2 separate regions of the Homo sapiens genome follow, and region 2 is linked to region 1. Evidence: read pairs that join two places in POLR2A ChIA-PET (ENCODE). Cell type or tissue: IMR-90. All regions are shown on one strand.

Region 1 (4,000 bases):
TTGTTTCAATGCTTTTGGGAATATATCCAGATGGGGGAATTGGTGGATCATATAATTTTATTTTTAATTGTTTGAGGAACCACCATACTATTTTGCATACTGGCTGAACCCTTTTATATTCCTACCAACAGTGCACAAGGGACAAGGGTTTCAATGTCCCTTGATGTAATGTCCCAATGACATTGAGGGACATTGTCCCTCAATGTCCCAAGGGTTTACATCATAGCTCACTGCAGCCTTGAACTTCTAGACTCAGGTGATCCTCCCACCTCAGCCTCCTAAAGTGTGGGATTAGAGGCGTGAGCCGCAGCACTCGGTCTCGTTTTTTTTTTGATGTGCATTGTCCTAATGATTAGATTACACATTAGGCAGGAAGCATGTTTTTCAGGAATGGAGGGTGGGGAGCCTCTTAGCTTCAGTGGTCTCAAAGGACTCTTTGGGGAGGTGGTATTTGAACTGAAGCCTAAAAGAAGGGAAGAAAGCAGCCAGTGGTGGATCTGGGATAAGGAGTGGAGGTTCAGGGAGAGGGAACAGTAAGTGCACAGGACCTGAAGTGTGGAGTGAGCACTGCGTATTTTTGCTGGAAAATAGTGAATAATGGGCAGGGGGAATGGGGGAAGAGGTGGTTTAAGAGGTGGGCAGGGCTGGCCGATGCAGGGCTGTGGGCCCTGGAAAGGCTTTCTTGCTTTTCTTTTCTTTTCTGGAGATGGAGTCTTGCTCTGTCACCCAGGCTGGAGTGCAGTGGCACGATCTCGGCTCACTGCAACGTCTGCCTCCTGAGTTCAAGCGATTCTCCTGCCTTAACCTCCTGAGTAGCTGGGATTACAGGAGCCCACCACCACGCCCGGCTAATTTTTGTATTTTTTAGTAGAGACGGGGTTTCACCATGTTGGTCAGGCTGGTCTGGAACTCCTGACCTCGTGATCCGCCCACCTCGGCCTCCCAAAGTGCCAGGATTACAGGCGTGAGCCACTGCGCCCGGCCCCGGGAAAGGCTTTCTATTTGCAATTTAGAGTAAGCACCGCTTTCCTCGGGGTCCGCAGGGCACAGGGGAGGGACGGGGCCTGATTGGGTAGTGATGTTGCTGTGTCCACCATGGGAGTGTGGTGCTTGTGGATGTGTGCACATGGAGGCGTGGAGTGTGTTCCTGGACATCACCAGGAGCCCAGATCATGATTTGACCTCTATCGAGACCGTACTGTGCCGCCGCCCTCCTGCCTGCAGTGCCATTGGCCGCCCCAGCCAAGGTTGCTTCTGGCGCCCACCACCAGTCTGGGATCAGCAAGATGGATCTGGAACCCATACCCAGGAGGTGAGGCTAGACTCCAAGAAGAACAGCCAACACTTCGAAGGTTTGGAGACAAGGCCTTGAGGCACTGAGGTCAGATTACTCCACACCCTATCTTTGCAAGGCAGCAGGGGACGCAGGAGTGTTGGGGCACTGTCTCCGGGAGTGGCGGGGGCTGCTGCAGTACCTGGGAGGGCCGCGCGGGGGCGGGCGAGGACGCCGAGCTATGAGAGGAGGGAGGGCGCGCGAGGCCGAGTGGGGAGCTTGGAGCAGCGGGAAGGTCAGGGGCGCCCATCTGCGGCACTCTCGGTTTGGCTCAGTTTCTGCCTACAAGTGTCTGTGCGTGTGAGGAGAAAATAAAGTCATGAGCTCATCACCATCCCAGTGGCGTCTCATTTAATCGTCATACCAACATCCTCACAGGCCCAGAGACGTAGAGCCACTTACCCAAGATCACTCAGCAGGGGAATTCAGACCAGGCCCGCCTGACCCCCCAGCCTGTGCGCTACCCAGTGCCCCACCCTAAATGAACTCATCTGCAGGGGAGGGAGTTTCTTCGCCTGTCTTCTCCTTCTCCTTTCTTCTTCCTTTTTTTGTGAGAGAGAGCTCTTATCGCCCAGGCTGGAGTGCAATGGCACGATCTCAGCTCACTGCAACCTCCGTCTCCGAGGTTCAAGCGATTCTCCTGCCTCAGCCTCCCAAGTCGCTGGAATTATAGGCATGCGCCACCACGCCCTGCTAATTTTTGTATTTTTAGTAGAGACGGAGTTTCGCTATGTTGGTCAGGCTGGTCTCAAACTCCTGACTTCAGGTGATCCACCTGCCTCGATCTCCCAAAATGCTGGGATTACAGGCGTGAGCCACTGAGTCCAGCCTCTTCACCTGTCTTCTGACCTCAGTTTGCCCCCACCACACTCTGCCTCATCCCCCTCCAAGACGCCTCCCCAAGGTCCCTGAGGAGGGGTTCAGGGGCCCTGGGGAGAGCTCAGATATATACCCCATCACCATGGTAACGACACCGGCAGGATAACATCCAGTCTCCTTCCTGACCTCCTGCCGCTGAGGGCTGGGGAGGGGTATCCAGGGAGCCTGGCTGAGCCCCTGGCCTGCTTCTGGGACCCCTGCCACCTCTGCTGAATCTCCTCTGGGCATCGGGCCCAAGTCCCAAGGGCTGTAAGCTGGGATACAACCAGGGTCCCCCTAAAAAACCCAGCAGCCTCCCTCCCCCAAGTGCATGACTGGCAGTTTGGCCTGCCCTGGAGGAAAAATCATGGGTAATTTCAGCTGAGAACATTGAGCAGAAGGGCATCCTGAGGCCCAGAGAGGAGCAGGGAATTATCTAGGATCCTGCAGCAAGGCAGGGGCTGAGGCTTTGTTTGTTTTTGTCCAGAAACGGCTGGATGACCCCAGAAAAAGAGGTCAATAAGATATGTACCCAGAGGCTGGAGATTGAGGGGCCATAAAGTCAGTTTTCTGAACTCCTCCAGGAAGTCCTCCCTGACCATCCCCTCTATTCACCAATGTTAGACATGGTCGCAGAGCTCCCTTGACACTTTGCTCAGGTCATTCTGAGCTGCTTTTTTTTTTTTTTTCCAGATAGGGTCTTGTTCTGTCACCCAGGCTGGAGTGCAGTGGCATGATCAAGGCTCACTGTAGCCTCAACTTCCTGGGCTCAAGTGATCCTCCTTCCTCAGCCTCCTGAGTAGCTGGTGAGCTTCATTAAGGCACCTCAAAGAACCACAGTCCATTCTCCTGGCCAGCCTATAAATCCCCTCTCTAACCCTCCCGACAATGGGCTGCCCATCTTGCTTGCACACCTTATGTGATGGGGAGATAGCTGCCTTAAAAGGCATGTAGTTTCCACTGTAGGACAGTTTCTTCTAGTGAGACCAAGCTGGCCTTCTTGTGCTGTCCAGCTGTTGGAACTAGCTCACTCTGTGGAGCACAGAACAAGTGACTCCATCTGCTGCACACAGGCCCCAGATGGCTGCAGAGAGGTCTGTGTCCTCCCATCCCCATTCCAGCCTTTTCTCCAGCTTAAGTGGTGCCAGTTCCCTATAAACAACCTTTTCAGCCCTTCATCTCCTGGGCAACCCTCCACTGGGTATACCCTAATTGGCAATGGCCCCTTCTGTAGTGGCTTTTTCTCAATACACAAAAAAATATGTGTTTGTTATAGGGAAAGTAAAAAATATGCACAAGGGAAAAATATCCCCAATCCTACCACCCAGAGATGACCTCTTTTAGCTCCTTGGGGCCTCTTGTTGCAAACAGATGCCAATGTGTGCATTAAAGTGAGAGGCAAAAGCAAGACTATTTCAAAGCTGGTGGGAGGGAGGCCTTGTAGGGGAGAAAGGCAACGTCTGTCTAACTTAGTAGCTTGAAGGTCATTTGGTTGTAAGACAGGTTTGCTCAGGAAGACTGAGGATTGGGGCAAAGAGAATAAAATAATTTTGATGATAAAGAAAAATTTAGTTTCCAAAGGCCATGCTAGAAATGTGGGGAGCAGCCTGGGTGCTGTGGCTCATGCCCTTAATCCCAGCACTTTGGGAGGCCGACGTGGGTGGAGTGCTTGAGCTCTGGAGTTCGAGATGAGCCTGTGCAACATGGCCAGACCTCATCTCTACAAAAATACAAAAATTAGCTGCGTGTGGTGGCACACACCTGTGTTCCCAGCTACCTGGGAGGCTGAGGTGGGAGGATTGCTTGAGC
Region 2 (4,000 bases), 330 kb before region 1:
CTGTTTAAGGACCACGTAGTCCTGTGTGAGAAAAGGGAGGAAGTCATCTTGTAAACAATCATCATCCTGTTGTCTAGACATGAAGGAAGAGATAGGGTTTCAAGGAAGCTGCAAGGGCTGCAGAAGGCTGCACTCAGATTTCCTGTCAGAGGTGGCATCTTGGATTTGCATAAATAGTAGGCTCCTCCAGGAGAAACCTCTCTATTAGAGTTTGCTCCAGAGCAGAATTCAGCATTTAATTCATCCTCAACCCCTTCCCAAAGGATAGAGTTACTTAGCAACAGGAAAATCCACATGGCTTATGTGGTACTGCGGTGTCAGTGTCAGGGTAAAAGCCTTTCAATCTCAAAGATTATTAATACCAGTTGTCTCCCTCTTCCCCCACATATAAATACCTTATGACTAACAGCTTATATACGCAGGTCATTGCCCAGAGTCAGAGGAAAATGTGTGGTTTTATAATGAAGATGACAGCTGAGTTACTTAGAATGAAGCCCCATGTCCTTGACCTGATTAGTCCAGTATGATGAGCAGCTGTACTCAGTGCCCATGGCAGGCAGAATAACAACAGCACAAACAGAATCCTAGACATTGTTATGTCACCTGAGGGGTTCCATCCCAATGGTGGATGTTGGACCAGAAGTGGCTACTAAGTCATGTGCTGTTGGCTGTGAGATTTAAATCAAATATATATGAATTATTTAAAAAATACTAGCCAAGGCCGGGCATGGTGGCTCACACCTGTAATCCCACAACTTTGGAAGGCTGAGGTGGCCGGATCACCTGAGGTCAGGAGTTCGACACCAGCCTGCCCAATATGGTGAAATCCCATCTCTACTAAAAATACAAAATTAGCCAGGCGTGGTGGTGGGTACCTGTAATCCCAGCTACTCAGGAGGCTGAGGCAGGAGAATCACTTGAACCTGGGAGGCAGAGGTTGCAGCGAGTGGAGATCGTGCCATTGCACTCCAGCCTGGCAACAAGTGTGAAACTCCACCTCAAAAAACAAAAAACAAAAAACAAACAACTAACCAGGTGTGATGGCTCACACCTATAATCCCAGCACTTCGGGAGGCTGAGGGGGGAGGATGTCTTGAGCCCAGTAGTTTGTAACCAGCCTGAGCAACGTAGCAGGACCTCATTTCTACAAAAAATTTAAATAAATTAGCCGGTTGTGGTGGCACACGTCTATAGTCCCAGCTACTTGGGAGGCTGAGGCAGAAGGATCATTTGAGCCCAGGAGTTTGATGTTGCAGTGAGCTATCATTGTGCCATGCCACTGCACTCCAGCCTGGGAGGCAGAGCCAGACCCTGTCTTCTCTCCCCTCAAAAAATACTGCAGTATTGCTTTCGTAGGTTAGGTACCCCACAAAATAGACTCTGAGACGCTGAGATTTGCATACTAAAGGTTTCTTAGTGAGCACCCCTGGAACAACAGCTATGAGGAGTAAGGGAAGTAGGAATGGGGGCAAAGGAATTGAGGCAAGGGGTCCAGGTCTTCATTCCCACTCTTAGCCCCCATCAGCCAATCATCAACCAGCCAACAATCCCACAGCTGGGGAACAAGCGCCTTGATCCTGAAGTGGGACCTGGGTGCTGGTGCCCTACTCCAAGCTGTCTGCTACAATTGCTCACTTCCCAAGTATCTCCATGTTTATTATCCCATTTTACCTAGCCACTAGCCTGTGAGGTAGCCAGGGCCAGGTAGGGCGCATTCTTCCCTGTTAATACACAGGAGAAATGGAACTCCTGAGAATGTGAAAGGCTTGTCCAGAGCTGCCTGCAACTTGTCTCTGGCTCTCACCCAGAGTGATCTCTACTTAGCACATTGTATTCATTTTTTCCTACGTCCAGAGTCTATAGAACTGTGGAATGTAAGAATGAGAAAAGATAGTGAAGGCCAAGTCGTCCAGCCAGCTCACTTTAAAACCCGCCAGGCATGGTGGCTCATGCCTGTAATCCTAGCACTTTGGGAAGTCAGGGCAAGAGGATCACTTGAGCTCAGGAGTTTGAGACTGGCCTGGCCAACACGGCAAGAGCTTGTCTCTACAAAAAATTTTTAAAAATTAGCTAGGTGCAGTGGCTCATGCCAAGAGTCCCAGTTACTTAGAAGGCTGAGGTAGGATTGGTTGAGCTCAGGAACTCAAGGCTGCAGTGAGCCACGATTGTACCACTGCACTCCAGCAGTGGTACAAAAAAAAAAAAAAAGTAAAGATATAAGAGAACAGGCTTGGAGGAGGGGGACAATTGCACCCAAAGTCTGTGGCAGAGCCCAATCTTATGATCAGATTTCCTTCACCCAAGAGCCAGTTTAGATTACCTAGGAAGTGCTGGGCACAGTGTGTCATGCAGGAGCTACAGACATGGGCAGGTTACAGGCCCTGTCCTAGGGGATTTTAGAATACAGTAAGTTCTCTTCTCTTCTCCTTTTCTTTTTTTCCTTCCTTCCTTCCTTCCCTTCCTCCCTTCCTCCCTCCCTTCCTCCCTTTTTCTTTCTTTCCCTCTCTTTCTTTCCTTTTCTTTCTTTCTCCTTCCTTCCTTCCTTCCTTCCTTTTCTTTCTTTCTTTCTTTCTTTCTTTCTTTCTTTCTTTCTTTCTTTCTTTCTTTCTTTCTTTCTTTCTTTCTTTCTTTCTTTCTTTCTTTCTCTTTTCTCTTCCTTTGTTTTCTTTCTTTCACATCTTACCCTGTCACCCAGGCTGGAGGAGAGTGGTGCAATCAACCATGGCTCACTGCAGCCTCTACCTCCCAGAAGCAAGTGATCCCCAGCCTCCTGAGTAGCTGGGACCACAGGTATGTGCCACCACACCCTGCTAATTTTTGTATTTTTTTGTACAGACAAGGGCTTGCCATGTTGCCCAGCCTGGTTGATATGGTTTGGTTCTGTGTCTCCACCAAAATCTCATCTTGAATTGTAATCCCCATAACCCCCAAATGTCGAGGGAGGGATCAGGTGGGTGGTGATTGGATAAAGGGAGTGGTTTCCTCCATGCTGTTCTCATGGTAGTGAGTGAGTTCTCATGAGATCTGATAGTTTTATACGGCAGTTTTTCCTGATCTTGCTCACTCTCTCTCCTGTTGCCTTGTGAAGAAGGTGCCTGCTTCCCCTTCCATCATGATTGTAAGTTTCCTGAGGCCTCCCCAGCCATGCAGAACTGAGTCTACTAAACCTCTTTCCTTATAATTACCCAGTATTTCTTTATAGCAGTGTGAAAATGGTCTAATACACTTGTCTTGAACTCCTGCCTCAAGCGATCCTCTGGAACCTTGGCCTCCCAGAGTGCTGGGATTACAGGCATGTGCCACTACGCCCTGCTCACTCGGTTTCTACAGTCTCATTTTAATAATTTTAATGAGACAGAGGGGATGAAACTTGTTGTTCTAGCCTGTCTCTCTCATCACCTTGAGAAGTCTGAATCAGGAAAAAATAGCATATTGTTGCTTCAGAATGAGTAAGCTGTGTTCTCCCTATGTTCCAAATTGCCAATTAAGTTAAATACTCCCGAAAGACACACATGGATGACTCCTCCCTTGATTTTCCCCAAGATTCATTTCCAGACTAGTGTCATGGTAAACATGACTAAGACTAAGAAAGCAGACACCTCCTTTCTTTTCCTCCTTCTCTTTAAATGACTTTCCAGTACTTCTACAATCTTTTATTCTATATTTGGACACAAGATAACTGTTGTATGGGGTAAAGTGGGTGGGGTTTGTGTTGATGAAGTCACAGACCTATCTTCACCGCAAACCTTCCCAGGGTTCATCCCATAGCTAAGACCAAAGTGATGCATGTCTACCCAGGGGCAGGCAGAGGACATTTGCCCTTTTCTCATTCACCTCTCCCCAAGAGGTGACTTAGGAACTTCCCTAAGAAGTTTCCTAGTCAAAACTTCTTTCTTGGTGACGACTGGTCACTGTTTACAGCCCCTTGTTTCTCTCCTCTATTGGAGTGGTTAGTCAGTCGCCTCAACCCTACTAATAAAAATAAACCAGGTGATACTCT

What was found. ChIA-PET counts read pairs that join two places held together with the same protein. Peaks named below come from ENCODE experiments on the same cell type or tissue, not always from the same donor. Only the 100,000 strongest peaks of a DNase experiment are listed, where the experiment ranks them.
Region 2: POLR2A ChIA-PET joins it to region 1 with 7 read pairs; 3 of 35 experiments call an interaction of 5 or more read pairs at or near these places.

Annotation. Positions count from the first base shown.
Region 1 is chr5:139,773,806-139,777,805 of GRCh38, forward strand. It overlaps a transcript of PSD2 not described here. Among named protein-coding and RNA genes, the nearest start is that of PSD2, 20 kb to the right of the region's middle. In IMR-90, a CTCF peak has its summit at 1,484; a DNase peak (open chromatin) is centred at 1,616; H3K27me3 peaks cover 1,092 bases.
Region 2 is chr5:139,443,914-139,447,913 of GRCh38, forward strand. It overlaps the pseudogene RNU5B-4P. Among named protein-coding and RNA genes, the nearest start is that of DNAJC18, 6.4 kb to the left of the region's middle. RefSeq lists an enhancer at 3,556-3,635. In IMR-90, no CTCF peak of the experiment used is centred here; DNase peaks (open chromatin) are centred at 78, 428 and 1,878; H3K27ac peaks cover 531 bases.